Linked DNA regions of Homo sapiens: region 2 is linked to region 1. A link is a contact called in ENCODE Hi-C or POLR2A ChIA-PET data. All regions are on one chromosome and are shown on one strand. Each heading gives the region's core, a stretch centred on a gene start or an enhancer-like site at or near the end of the contact. The rest is flanking DNA. Distances are from core to core; before and after follow the strand shown. Region 1 overlaps ACO2 (aconitase 2). Region 2 overlaps DESI1 (desumoylating isopeptidase 1).

Region 1 (7,146 bases), core at 1,586-4,085:
GTGGTAGCCAGGAGCTACAGGCCTTCCCAGCCTCAGGCGCATGCTTGGTGCTTCCTGCCTGGGGCTCCCTGGGTCATGGGATTATGAGATATTTATACAGTGGTTTGTGCTTATGAGCATGGAATTTGGAATCTCACTCACTGCCTAGGACACATCCCAGCCCTGCCTCTAACTCGCTGTATGAGTGTGGCCAAGTCACTTACCTTCTCTGTGTCCCCGTAATCCTCGGGATTACCTGGGAAAGTGCGTGGGACACATGCAGTTTCCAACCCCAGGTAGGAGTTCCACAAAAGCGAGGCCTTTGCCATTGTTCCCGTGGCCAGAGTGAGCCTTGCCCTTGGCGGTATTCAGCCCTGGCCGTGACTGGCACATGGCCAGGCTCTCTTGACTTGGTTGTTTATCTGCGTGTTCTACAAATATGTCTTGCTAAATGGGTGAAGGAATGGCTCCTTCCATGTTTTTAGTGTCCTGCGCACTGAGCAGGTTTGCATCATACCAGCATTTCTGCGCCAGGGCCCCCACTCCCTCCAGGATAGCTGTGAGGAGAGAGAACAGCACTGCCGGCCCGGCCCTGCAGGGATGGGAGAGGCCGCACTGCCCTTGGCTTCCTGAGTCCTCTGCAGGCCCAAGGCCCCGTGGTCCCAAAGATCGTCCTGCAGCTCTGGCCTCTGAGGAACACAGGGGTCTGGGAAGAACATGGAAATTTCCTGGGTTCCTTTCTCAGTTTTGGCCTAGGCTTTTGGTAGGTGCAGGAGACAGGAGTGGCAATTGGTGCTGACCAACAAACTGGCCACCTCCATTTCAGATTGTCACAGCCCTGGCCATTGCGGGAACCCTCAAGTTCAACCCAGAGACCGACTACCTGACGGGCACGGATGGCAAGAAGTTCAGGCTGGAGGCTCCGGATGCAGATGAGCTTCCCAAAGGGGTGAGCGCCCACGCCCCCTGCTTGCTGGTTGCTGTGTGGCCACGTCACTTCCTTCTCAACCTCACAGCACCTCCTGTGCAGGCAGGGAGGGCGCTGCTAGTGAGAAGGAAGCAGCTCTGTTCCCTGGGAGGGGAGGTGGGGCCCGAGGAAACTTGCCTTCTGAGAGTCTGTCCTTGTGGGAACTGAGGACTCAGCACCCCACGCATCCCCATTCCCTGCTGCAGGAGTTTGACCCAGGGCAGGACACCTACCAGCACCCACCCAAGGACAGCAGCGGGCAGCATGTGGACGTGAGCCCCACCAGCCAGCGCCTGCAGCTCCTGGAGCCTTTTGACAAGTGGGATGGCAAGGACCTGGAGGACCTGCAGATCCTCATCAAGGTCAGCAGCATGGGGACGGCAGGACAGCCCCACCCTGCCAGGGCCCCCCGTCCCCTGAGCATCGGGAAGGGCCATGAACCTGGAGGAAGTGAGCACAGTCAAGACGCAGGTGGGAGATGGAAGGGAGGTTTGGCTGCAGAGCAGAGAGGGTATCGCAACGCAGTCCAGCGTCCCCCTTCTCTGTGGCCCCGAACTGGGCAGAGCTAGATCTGGCCAGCCTCCGTCTGGGGCCCTCAGCCATCCAGCAGCAGCTGATCAGAGCCACCTCCAGTGGGTGTGGGCAGGTGAGTACAGCTCAGGCTGGGCTGGGACAGTGTGTGTGATTGCACAGCAGGCTCCACACCTGGCACGTCCACACAGGCTCTGGAAGCCATGGACAACTCCTGCCCCCACAGTTGGGCACCCGTGGATATGGGATGGCTTGTGTTTGGCACCGACCAAAAACAAGCCTTTTTGGTGTGGCCAGAGGCCTCCAATCTGTGTCAGATATTTATTTATGCTGCTTATTAAGGGGTCTCCAGGCACCCCTGTGACAGAAGAGACTAATCAGTCATCAGCCAGGACCCAGGCATGTCCTGGGCTCCTGTGTCCAGCATGAGGTCTGTGGCTGATCTTGCAGCTGAGGCCTGAAGGGTGAGCGAACATTGACCTGTCCCAACTTTGGGCGGCCTCTGCCCCATAAGGGAGACTGAGCAGCCAGAGGCCTTTGAGGGGATGAAGGCCTGGCCTGAGCCCATGTGGCCTTAGGGTGGAAGCACCAGGACCACAGAACACGTGTCTGAAGACTTGCCTGCCTCTCACCCCTCTGTCACCCCTCCTGGGCCCCGGGGCCTGCTGCCTGCCTCTGGAGGGCTTGTCATCCACCCCTCCAGGGCCATGCCCTGACCTCTGTCCTCTCTACTTACCACCCAAGGTCAAAGGGAAGTGTACCACTGACCACATCTCAGCTGCTGGCCCCTGGCTCAAGTTCCGTGGGCACTTGGATAACATCTCCAACAACCTGCTCATTGGTGCCATCAACATTGAAAACGGCAAGGCCAACTCCGTGCGCAATGCCGTCACTCAGGAGTTTGGCCCCGTCCCTGACACTGCCCGCTACTACAAGGTGGGTCAGAGTTGATAGGGGCAATGCCAGTGGTCACTCCTGAAGGGGCCTGCAAGGCAGGTGCAGGGAGGACATTAGGGGAGTGGAAACTGGGAAGGAGGCCGACCAAGCCCAAAGGGGACTGCTGTGGAAGGGAGGAGAGGCCTGCAGCCCCTCCCTGTGGCTGAGAAGGCATGAGGCCCAGGTCCGGTGGTACAGCCGGGTCCCTGCACCAGGAGGAGTTAGTGAGAGATATCTTAGGATATCTGGCCCTAGACAAAGACAAGGAAGGGGGCCGACTCAGGAAGTCAGAGGCCAAAAGCTCAGAGAGGGGGCTACACGGGGCCTCACAGTGAGCAGGCAGAGAGGGTCTGAGGTGATTGGACTTTTTCTGCTTTGAGAAACAAACAGAACCAGGGCTGAACCCAAGTCCTGGCCCAGCCGGGTGAAAGGACTCTGGCACCCCCTGGTGGCTGGGTGGGGCAGAGGGTGCTCCCAGGAAGGGGGCGCCTTGAGCTTCACAGATGCATCTTGTGTGGGGCCCGGAGGCCGTCCCTGTCTCACCCAACCTCCCTCCACACACACCTGCCTCTGCCAAGCACCAATGGGTGGCTTCTGTCTTCTTTGCCACTGCAAACAACCACGTGCCTCTGTCCCCTCGGGGCCTCGTTTGGGTCTCATTCACGCAGGCTTCACTTGCCCTTAGGCAGCAGGCGAGGAAGGGCCCCTCCAGCCCCTTTACCGGGAGCCTCAGGATGCCCAGGCGCCAGGTGGGTGAGGCCAGGCAGGTAGGGCCAGACAGGTGAGGACGGTGCCCTCCTCTGCCTTATAACCTTACCCCCGCTTGCCTGACAGAAACATGGCATCAGGTGGGTGGTGATCGGAGACGAGAACTACGGCGAGGGCTCGAGCCGGGAGCATGCAGCTCTGGAGCCTCGCCACCTTGGGGGCCGGGCCATCATCACCAAGAGCTTTGCCAGGATCCACGGTGAGCTGGAGTCTGTACCCAGGCCATCCTCATCCCATCCCTAGTGATCAAGGTCACTCTCCCTGCCCGTGGCTGAGTTGGGCCTGGTTCTAGGCTGTGTCCACTGCAGCCCACAGGCCCGTCAGCCTCTTGCCCCTTCTTAGGCTCACACAGTGCACATCCGACGCTCAGCTTCCCGGCTTCCCGCAGGCCCTGCTTCCAGGCTTGTAGATCTGAGCCGCTGAGATCTAGGACATGTGCCAGGGGGTTCTTTCTGATCATGAATGTGCAGCAGGAAGGCCTCGCAGACCTCAGCACCAGCGCACACTTGCTAGGGGCACCCCTAGTGAAAGGGAGCAGACCAGGGCCCCATAGTCACTGCCCGGGCATTGTCCCAGGCAGCAGGATTAGGGGCATCTCCCAGAGCCCCAGATGGGTTCAGAAAATGAAGCTCTCCAGGCTAGTCAGGCCCCCGATGACCGAATGCCGCCTGCTTTCCAGAGACCAACCTGAAGAAACAGGGCCTGCTGCCTCTGACCTTCGCTGACCCGGCTGACTACAACAAGATTCACCCTGTGGACAAGCTGACCATTCAGGGCCTGAAGGACTTCACCCCTGGCAAGGTTAGGGGCCCGGGTCCCCCTGAGGTGGTGGGGTGAGGGGCAGCCACCTTGTTTCCCCTCCTGCACTGGCCCCAGGGTAGCTTCTCCCAGGAGGCTTCATTCCAGCTGGAAAGGCCCCCAGTTCTCCAGGTGGCCCCACAGAGAAAGCAAAGTGGCTTCTCAGAGTTGGGGGTTGGAGTCAACCCGGGGCCCTCACACCTCCCCAACCTCCCTTTACTCACCAGGACCTGGCACTCAGGGGACAGCCCACCCACTGCAGGACCCTCTGGGCCCCAGGAATCCCCTGTAGGTGCCACCTGGGTCTGACCTGGGCCATCAGGCACAGACTGGCCTAGGATTTGGTTTGCCTGCTGACCTCTTAGGTCCCCAGGCAGTGCCCTGTCTCCCTGACCCCCCTGCGGGGCCAAGGGCACACAGTACCCACCACTTCCACCCACACCCACCTTCTCCTTGCAGCCCCTGAAGTGCATCATCAAGCACCCCAACGGGACCCAGGAGACCATCCTCCTGAACCACACCTTCAACGAGACGCAGATTGAGTGGTTCCGCGCTGGCAGTGCCCTCAACAGAATGAAGGAACTGCAACAGTGAGGGCAGTGCCTCCCCGCCCCGCCGCTGGCGTCAAGTTCAGCTCCACGTGTGCCATCAGTGGATCCGATCCGTCCAGCCATGGCTTCCTATTCCAAGATGGTGTGACCAGACATGCTTCCTGCTCCCCGCTTAGCCCACGGAGTGACTGTGGTTGTGGTGGGGGGGTTCTTAAAATAACTTTTTAGCCCCCGTCTTCCTATTTTGAGTTTGGTTCAGATCTTAAGCAGCTCCATGCAACTGTATTTATTTTTGATGACAAGACTCCCATCTAAAGTTTTTCTCCTGCCTGATCATTTCATTGGTGGCTGAAGGATTCTAGAGAACCTTTTGTTCTTGCAAGGAAAACAAGAATCCAAAACCAGTGACTGTTCTGTGAGTGATTGGTGTCTGTGCCGTTTGTTGTCAAGTCCAGGGTCCAGGAAGGGTCTTTTCAGTCAAGGTCAGTGGAGGCCCAACAGCCACAGCCACAGATGGATCCATCACTGCAGTGAAGGAGGAGCAGGGCCTAGATGGTGGAGGAGCGGGGCAAGCTGGTGGGCACTCCTGGCCTTGCCTCACTGTCCAGCTCGAGACACTATCTCCTTAGCATCGGCCTCAGCTGCTGTTGTCTTCACAGCCGGCCATACCACCTTCCCGCAGGCTGGTAGGGTCCACTGTCCAGCCCCAGGGCTAGTTGCTGGTCCACCAGGAGAGAAGGCCCAGGCCTGGCTCACTGATGGATCCCTGCCAGGGATAAAGAACACGCACATTTCACTGACATGCTGGCTTGAACCAACCTGGACAGGAGGTGAAGGGAGCCCAGCAGGCCCAGCACAGGCAAAGAAGAGGCGGGGCACACGGCAGCCAAGAGGCTCTGGAGAGATGTGGGAGCCACAGCAGTGCTCCCAACGGGCACGCAGCACGCAGGGCGCAGACCCTTCTCCAGGGACTCCAGGCCCTGATAGGGTCAGGGACCCTTCCTCACCCTTAGGCCTGCCCTCCAGGGCCACCTAGGTTCTAATCGTGGCAGGAAGGCTGAGCAAACACAAGGCCCATGCTCCAGACGCATCCAACAGGGAGCAGCCTTGAAAGCCACTCTTCCCCGGAGCCCTCCCTTTTATTTCACTGCTGCAATGCTGCTCCTACAGGGAGCCCTACCTTTTTTTTGTTGTTTTTTTTTTTTGAGACAGTCTCGCACTGTCACCCGGGCTGGAGTGGAGTGGCACGATCTTGGCTCACTGCAACCTCCACCTCCCGGGTTCACACCATTCTCCTGCCTCAGCCTCCCAAGTAGCTGGGACTACAGGCGCCCGCCACCACACCCGGCTAATTTTTTGTATTTTTAGTAGAGATGGGGTTTCACCGTGTTAGCCAGGATGGTCTCAATCTCCTGACCTCGTGATCCGCCCACCTTGGCCTCCCAAAGTGCTGGGATTACAGGCGTGAGCCACTGTGCCCCAGCAGCCCTACCCTTAATCTCAGGGCTTTGATCTCTCCCAAGCCCCTTCCTTGATTTCTTTCTCCCTCAAACCCCTCCCTACCCCCCAATTTTTTAAAGATAGCATTTCATTGTGTTGCCCAAGCTGTAATGCAGTGGCACAACCTTGAACTCCTGGGCTTAAGGGATACTCCCATCTCAGCCTCCCAAGTAGCTGGGACCACAGGGCACGCCACCATGCCCTGCTAATTGTTTTTTATAGAGACAACTTCTCACTTTTTTAGCCAGGCTGGTCTCAAACTCCTGGCCTCACACGATCCTCCCACTTTGGCCTCCCAAAGTGCTGGGATTATAGATGTGAGCCACTGCACTTGGCCTCAAAGCCGCTTTATCAGTGGTCTTGTCCACCGTGAGCTCTGTCCCCTTTGCAAGCTGACTCGCCCACCCCACCAGCAGCCATGTACCTTTACTGCCTCACAGCCCTGGCCTACAGAAACTCAGGCTCTCCAGGGAGAAGTGACCAGCCAAGACCCCCCAAACAGGATCCCTGACCTGCTGGGGGAGATCCCAGAGCAGAAGCCCCAGGACACAGCTTCCAGCCCTGCACTCCGGCTCTCCCGCCTCATGGGGGCTTCAGCACCATCAGAGCCACTCACCACAAGCGTGTACGGAGCCTCCTTCTTTGGCAGCTCCTCACTGGAAGTGGTGGCATCTGCTGAGCTGGGCCCTGTGGGGGACGTGTCAACAAAGCTCTCGTCCACCACCCGGAAGCGGATCTCCTCGCCGGTGTCCATGTAGAGGTCGTGTGCTCCTTCCTCCGTCTCGTACTCCCACACCCACACCTGCTCCGCTTCGTCGCTGAGGGGGTCCAGGGTCAAGGCAGCAACCAGATAGTGGGAGGGGCTTCCCTCAGCACCCACTCCCCGACCCCGCAGGAAAAACCAATCTCAGGGTGAGATCACTGTGGCTGGGAAGTCACAGGAAAAGCAGGTCCCAGCCCCATGCACAAGGCCTGGGCCAAACAGAGAGGAACAAGCGCTCTTGGAGGCCAGGACCCAGGAAGGGGAACATGGGGTCCCCAGCCAGGCACCACGGCCAGACGCACATGGATCTCAGAGCACCAGAGCAGGAGGGGACGAGACAGGGTCCGAGTCCC
Region 2 (7,146 bases), core at 1,058-3,557, 71 kb after region 1:
CAGGACACTTGACCAGGTATCTTCATTTTCCTGTTCCATGACTGAAGAATTCCTAGAAACAGATGAAGTGCGAATTCCTGGGCCCTACCCGTAGTGCTTGGATCCAGAACATCTGGAAGGTGGCCCACTGGGCAGGAGGGGTGTTTGTCTCCTATGGACTGGATCTACTTTTCTAAAAACAGAGATAAGCACCCTTGGCCCCTTAACAAATGGGCTGCTGCTTACAAATCCCTTTCCTACAGTCTCTCCGTAAATTCTCATAACAACCCTTTCCACATGATGAGGCCACTGAAACCCAGAGAGGGAGAGTTATTTGCCCTGAGGTACAGACCCAGGAGGACCAGGTAGGGGGGTACCTGTGGCCACCACTATGTCCCTTTAAGAGGAAGGCTTATCCCTGGCAACTGGTGCTCAGATGGGGACCAGGGGAGGCCTTGGGGAGAAAAGAGCAGGACTGGTGGGAGGGAAGACTGGACAGAAAGGTGACTTGGAGGGACCCAGAAGCAGCCAGGACTGAAAGTGGAGGGCCTGAGACCTGAGCCTGGCAGGATTCTGCTATGAAGGGAAGACCCTGGGCTCTTCTGGGCCAGACGTGTGGCTGAAGTTTGGAGGTTAGTGACTTTCATGTTTGGTTTGGGTATTTCACTTATTTTTCCCAACACATCTCTGAAGACAGTACCCTTATACTCAATTTCCAGAGGTAGGTACTGACATCAGAGAGGTGCAACGGCTTTTCTAGGGTCACACAGCACAGTCGAGATTCCTCCTCAATCCCGTCTTGCCAAAACCCAGGCTTTTCCCTGGCTCCTGGCTATTGGTAGGAGGCCATGTGTCAGTATGTCCAAGTACCGGGGCTGTCAATGCTCTTTTTCTGTACCTGGTATGTGACTTGTTGTGTATGGGTGGTCCAGGCCCAAGGGGCAGCCTCTGTGTAGTGGGGTTTACAGGCAGGCTGACAATTCCTGGAGTTCTCCTCCCACTAGTGACTTTGGGCAGGTCCGTCCCACTCTGTGAGGTGGTTGTTCATTTACAAATGGGGTCAACACCCTCCTAAAGGCTGTGTAGTTAAGAAGCCTAGGGGCAGCAGGGGAGGTGTGCTGTGTGCTGAGGTTGGGGGAGACTGTGGAATTCTTTTTTTTTTTTAGATCTGTTGCCCAGGCTGGAGTGCAGTGGCACCATCTCACAATCTTGGCTCAATCCAACCTCTCCCTCGTGGGTTCAAGTGATTCTCCTGCCTCAGCCTCCCAAGTAGCTGGGATTACAGGTGCATACCACCACACCCAGCTGATTTTTGTATTTTTAGTAGAGATGGGGTTTCACCATGTTGGCCAGGCTGGTCTTGAACTCTTGACCTCAGGTGATCCACCTGCCTCGGCCTCCCAAAGTGCTGGGATTACAGGCGTGAGCCACCTCGCCTAGCCTGTTTTTTTGTTTTGTTTTGTTTTTTAACTTTCAAAATGCCTGCAGTGCTTACATTGTCTTCATAATAAGCAAGTCCATTGAGTCTAAACAAGCTGAAGGGCGCATGCTCAGATGGCTTTGTAGGAGGAGGTGGAGGCTGTTGCTGGGTTGGCTCAGGCCCTCTGGGGCTCTCTCAGACAAAGTCAATGGGGACAGATATGGCCCAGGCCACAACACTGTTCCACCTGGGGGTGTGGAACAGGAGCGGCAGCCTGACAGCTGGGGTCAGTGGGCTCTGCAGGTCAGAGCTCAGCCCAGAACTGTGAGAACTTGGGCAAGTCTCTCTCCTGACCTTGCAAGCCAGGGGTGGGGAGCGGAGTCATACTGGGAGGGACTTAGAAAGGATCCAAGGCCTTTGTCATGGTCTCAAAATCTGGGGCTCACCCCATGCCAGGCCCTGCCCTGGGAGGTACTGGGCTGGTGGGAGTGCGTTGGAGGTACCCATGGGAGCAAGGAGTCAGCTCTGGGTGGGGACAGGTCAGAGGACATGCTGGAACTGGGCCTTTAGCACTGAACAAGGGGTGGGGAAAGGGGATCCAGGTGGAGCAAAGGGTGAACCGAGGCTTGGAGGTGTGAAACCACCAGAAGTGACAGGGACTGGGACTGGCACTTGCAGCAGGGTGTGGGGTAGGACCAGGGTGTTCAAGGACAAGATTGAGAAGGGCCTTGATAAATGAGGACAAGGAGCTTGGCTCTTACCCCATGGGCTCGTAGGGGTCCACACGGGCTGAGGGGAGCTGGACGAGCTTACTGAGGTGGCCGAGGGTACCCAAGACCAGCCTGGCATTGGGCGTTGGGCAGTAGGCTGGGCCTGGTGTGCAGGGCCACAGCGCCACCTGGTATCCATCACTCTCACTGCAGCGTGACCTTGCCTGGCTCTCCAACCTGGGAACCAGTGGGGCAGCCTCGTCCCAGACACACTCTGCCTCTTTCAAGAGCAGCCAGGCCCTGTGGTCAAGGGCTCACATTCAGTGGTGTGCCAGGCCCCCACTAGGCTCCTTGCGTGCCCTCTCAGCTACAGCCTGTCTGGGCATGAGGAGCCACAGACCCAACCTAGAGCCAAGTTGAAAGTAGAAGTGAACACTTTTCGGTGAGGTCAGACACTCCTGATAGCTAGAGGAAGACTACAGAATTTGAAGTTATCAGACAAAGCATTGAGCTGCACCAGCTGCAAGGTGACCTTGGGCAAGTGATATTCTCTCTGGGCCCTTCCCCCATCTTTATAAACCAGTGGTGAAATTCAGACATCCTTCCCTGTTATCACTTCTTATCTACAGGCTCACAACCATGCAAAGGAGACACATCCAGACCCCGCAGACTTAAGCTCCAAGGGACCCAAAAGCCTGGGGTCGCTTCATGTTGGATGCATGTGCAGACCTGATTCAGGCACCACACAAATGCAGCAGGCAGAAATGAGTTTATTGCATTAGAAAAAACACCGAAGAAAACCAGCAAACACCTCCGTACTAGACAGTTATTAGTTTGACTCAAGGGCATAAAGAAAACTCAGATACTAGATTTACTTCTGGGAGGGGGTGATGGTCTCATCCCTCCTCCTTCCCTATCCCTTTAAACCAATGGACCTCTAGAGGTGTCCACTGTGCAATACAAGTACGTGACTCATTTCCCACTGTGCTTGCCTGTTCACATCCAGGCGGAGTTAGCCGGCCACAATGAGAATGCTCCTGAGGTGCTGGGACAGACAGAAATATGAGGATGGGGGTAGGCAGTTGAAGCCTGAGCCTGAGTTTACAGTTAGTGACAGTGGGGCTCCCATTGGGAGGGAGAGCTTGCCTTCCCATGGAGCTCTGGGAAAACTGCTCAGTGATCCCTCGCTCTCTCCCCACAAACCCTAGGGCACAGGCAATGGCACAAATGGCTGCTAGTATAAAGGGGGGTGCTGTTCAAGGAAATGAGTGACTCAAATTCTCTCAGGGGAGCTGCTCCTGGGCCTAAGGGTGCCTGCTGGAAGAAGCAAACCAGCTGAAACTGGATCTGGAAGAGGAGAAAGGAAAAAAAGGAGCTGTGATGCCCAGAACCCCCTGGATGGAGGGGAGACCCCAGGCAGAGGGGTCTGGAGCAGGACCCTGGAAGACAGAGCCGGGCCAGGCAAGCTGGAAAAGGGAACAACACTGGTGGGAAACAGAGCACTGGCCAAGACCAACCTGCTACCCTCCCAGAAGAAACCCAGCCTCAGAAATTCTTTCTCTTTGGGCCCAATTCTGCTAGTAGATCACGATTATACAACAGTCCCTGCTAGTTTCTGCTCTAATCTATTATTTCCATGCACACTGGCAAATCAGTGGGTCTTGAGAAGAATTAAACTTTCAATCATTTGGCCTCTACAAGTTCCCAAATGTCACTTGACATCCCAGCTGGTCATGCCCCTGGTCAGGTCGCAGGCAAACACTAAGGCAGAATGACAGCTCCTCTAGCTGAGACTCTGATGATGCCAAACTGTGATGGCTGATGGCAAAGATAGCAGCAGATGGGGCCAGAAATGAGCAGCAGCTTTTTGGAGAGGAAAGGCCTGTGCTGCAGGCCAGACTTCCAGGAAGAAGCAACATAATTCAAGTCCGTGAAGTGGCAAGAAGTTGTGGCAGAAGGGGCCCAAGGATGTCAGACCTGAGACTCGGGTACCTGGCAGCTCTGAGTCCCTTCTTCATGCTCACTTTCCCAAAATCTAACTAATGGAGGTTCATGTGAAGAGAGGGAATCTGAAAGTCTCTCTGGATTAGAGACTCCCAGACTGTTCCCTGCCTATAACCTCCTAGCAGCAAGTCATTAGGAAAATGCCCACTCATGCCCCAACCTGCCTTTCTAAAGTCAGAATGACAATGGAAATAACGTGTGCCTTCAAAACACATTTAGGATAAGGGAAAGTCCCTATCAGAAACGATTCTAAATTTTCTTGCCACCTTGATTCCACTTCATTATTTTATTTTTTTGAGATGGAGTCTCACTCTGTCGCCCAGGCTGGAGTGCACTGGTACGATCTCGGCTCATCGCAATCTCTGCCTCCCGGGTTCAAGCGATTCTCCTGCCTCAGCCTCCCGAGTAGCTGGGACTACAGGCATGCGCCACCATGCCCGGCTAATTTTGTATTTTTAGTAGAGACGGGGTTTCACCATGTTGGCCAGGCTGGTCTTGAAGTCCTGACCTCAAGTGATCTGCCTGCCTCGGCCTCCCAAAGTGCTGGGATTACAGGCGTGAGCCACCGCGCCAGGCCTCACATCATTATTCTTTCCATATCAAAGGTATTTTCTGGCCAGGCAGCGGTGGCTCACGCCTGTAATCCCAGCACTTTGGGAGGCCAAGGGAGGTGGATCACCCGAGGTCAGGAGTTCCAGACCAGCCTGGCCAACATGGCAAAACCCTGTCTCTACTGAAAATACAAAAATTAGCCTGGCGTGGTGGCACGCACCTGTAATCCCAGCTACTCAGGAGGCTGAGGCAGGAGAACCACTTGAACCCGGGAGGCAGAGGTTTCTGTGAGCCGAGATCATGCCACTGCACACCAGCCTGGGTGGTAGAGCGAGACTCCGTCTCAAAAAATAATAATAATTAAAATAAAGGTATTTTCTTAGAGTAGGGAATCCCATCCCTTGGTCCCCAGCTAAATACTGCGTACTGGCCTGGATGGTGGTTACAGAGACTGCAAATAACCTACATCATTACTTGCAGAAAAAAGGCCTTGGCTTCTACTGCTCCAGCCCAGACCTCATCCACTATGACAAGTCAGCTATGCTGAGGAAAGGCAGCCTCGGGGGCACAAAGGCAGGTTTCCCAAAATTGATGGCAGAAGATTGGCAATCCATCTAGGTGGAAGGAGGAATGGCTTTATCCTGTTTTCTCCGGCCTGATACTTGCTGTTACTCCCTTGATCCGGAGGCAATGGCTGCTCCAGCACTGGCCTTGCTTGGGGTAAGGGAGGGAAGGTGAGGGTTGTGGCTAAAGAGTTCACTTAGGTTAGGTTAGTCATCCTGAAACCGGTCCCATGTACACCAAATCCTTTGGTTCATTTAACACTAGAGTAACTTTCTGGGTCACGGATGTTCTAAAACTCACCTGGGTCCCACAGGTGTTGGCAACTTGGGTAGAGCGTGAGTGTTCTCTGGAAAGAGTTCTAGGTTGGGGCTCCCGCAAACTGTGACTCGCTTTCTGTTTAAACAAAGCCCCTCCCTTTCTCCAGTGTGGAGGACGCTTAGGAAACAGCATCCGAAGTGAACGCACAGACAAGACAGCCTTAATAAATTAGTATAATACTATTAGAAGGGGTGGCATTTTGTTCTGTTTCTTAGCAGCATTGTCTACATGCGGCCTGACGGTCTCCTTCCCTGGGAAATTTAAAAAGCCGTCCCCTGGTTGTTAGCTCTGATGTAAAATTATAAAATAGAAATCTGGTAGGGTTTGTTTTGTTTAAAAAGGAAAAGCCCTGGTGAGGCAGGGCGGTCCCAGGCAGTCCTGTTAGCTCTGGCCGTTGGGTCTGCCCACGGAGCTCCCTCCTGGAGGCTGGATCTGAATGGAGTCCAGGAGGGGCCGAAGTGCCTGTCCAAAGGGCCTGCAAGGAAACAGAGACATGAGAGGGGTGGGCTCTGGGATGTGGCCTGCTGTCACACACCCTGTGCTGCCCACGGGTAGGGAGGAGGAGTGGGCGCTGGTGGCAGCAGAAGCAGCACCAGCAGAGAAGGAAAGAGCACCTCGTCACCTCACTTAAGTTTCCCACCTGCCTCACACACCAGTGTTCTTGGAGGGCATCTCCGAAATAGCCTGCTCTGTATTTTTATTCCTGGGGTTCCCTCCTCAGGGCCTCACCTCTAGAGCCTGGTTAGCTGTGGTTTGAGTAGGCTGGCTACATACAGAGAACTAGAACTTTCTGTGCTCTATGTGCTTGTGTCTTTAATTCTTGTGAGCAAGGAAAAGATCAAATTTAAGCAGGGAAACTGAGGCAAAAGAAGAAGGATATGAAAAAGAAGACAAAGGGGTGAGGACAGCAAACAACTGGATTTTTTTCAGGAACAGAGGTCTGCCAGGGAGTACAGGGAATATTCTGGAAAAATGACAAATGCTAGGTTGCCAGTATTAATGCCTTTCTTTCACCCCGAGACAGAGTCTACCTCTAGCCTAGAGCTGGAGTGCAATGGCGTGATCTCGGCTCACTGCAACCTCTGCCTCCCAGGTTCAAGCAATTCTCCTGCCTCAGCCTCCCAAGTAGCTGGGATTACAGGCGTGTGCCACTGCGCCTGGCTAATTTTTTATTTTCAGTAGAGATGGGGTTTCACCATGTTGGCCAGGCTGGTCTCGAACTCCTGACCTAGTGATTTGCCTGCCTCGGCCTCCCAAAGTGCTGGGATTACAGGCATAAGCCACTGGGCCCAGCCATTAATGCCTTTCTAAAGGGCTCCTAGGTTGCTCTCATAGTAACAGATGGAAAAAAAACTACAAATACTGGAGTTTGGAGATTTTCCATGATTACGACAACCATAAATAAGGTTGCCCAGAAACTTTTAAGTCACTGGCTTTTTCTTCAGTGGATACTGCCATTTTTGAAAATCATCTCCAAGTTTAAAGGAATGAAGTACTCCAAAGTATAGACAGATGAAACCTAGAAATATCAAACCTAATTCAGACAATTCCAGGAACTCCACCCATAAAATAATAACAGCAAGCACATTCTGGCTACTC

The links. A loop is a pair of places that touch in the nucleus more often than their neighbours do. ChIA-PET counts read pairs that join two places held with the same protein, here RNA polymerase II (POLR2A). Pooled maps may share reads with other maps.
Region 2: a loop to region 1 is called in a map of CD8-positive, alpha-beta T cell, with 8 times the contacts of the local background. The contact joins two enhancer-like sites. A Hi-C loop is called at or near these places in 9 of 168 maps with a recorded cell type or tissue (CD8-positive, alpha-beta T cell, HCT116, IMR-90 and 6 more) and 8 of 50 pooled maps. POLR2A ChIA-PET finds 5 or more read pairs at or near these places in 15 of 52 experiments (A549, AG04449, AG04450 and 10 more).

The regions. Positions count from the first base shown.
Region 1 is chr22:41,524,041-41,531,186 of GRCh38, forward strand. ACO2 (aconitase 2) reads left to right here. Exons shown (of 18, transcript NM_001098.3): 13 at 806-928; 14 at 1,153-1,308; 15 at 2,222-2,413; 16 at 3,248-3,380; 17 at 3,861-3,982; 18 at 4,439-4,934. The coding sequence ends at 4,573. It overlaps POLR3H (RNA polymerase III subunit H), which reads right to left. Exons shown (of 6, transcript NM_001018050.4): 5 at 6,647-6,848; 6 at 1,759-5,296. The coding sequence ends at 5,243. Among named protein-coding and RNA genes, the nearest start is that of POLR3H, 17 kb to the right of the region's middle. RefSeq lists enhancers at 1,045-1,094, 1,105-1,274 and a silencer at 2,247-2,461. Within about 2 kb of position 2,836, at least 19 of the 41 ENCODE cell types and tissues checked have a DNase peak (open chromatin) inside an H3K27ac peak, as active enhancers do.
Region 2 is chr22:41,595,169-41,602,314 of GRCh38, forward strand. DESI1 (desumoylating isopeptidase 1) reads right to left here. Exons shown (of 6, transcript NM_015704.3): 6 at 2,860-6,022. The coding sequence ends at 5,929. Among named protein-coding and RNA genes, the nearest start is that of PMM1, 8.9 kb to the left of the region's middle. RefSeq lists an enhancer at 2,201-2,250. Within about 2 kb of position 2,308, at least 12 of the 41 ENCODE cell types and tissues checked have a DNase peak (open chromatin) inside an H3K27ac peak, as active enhancers do.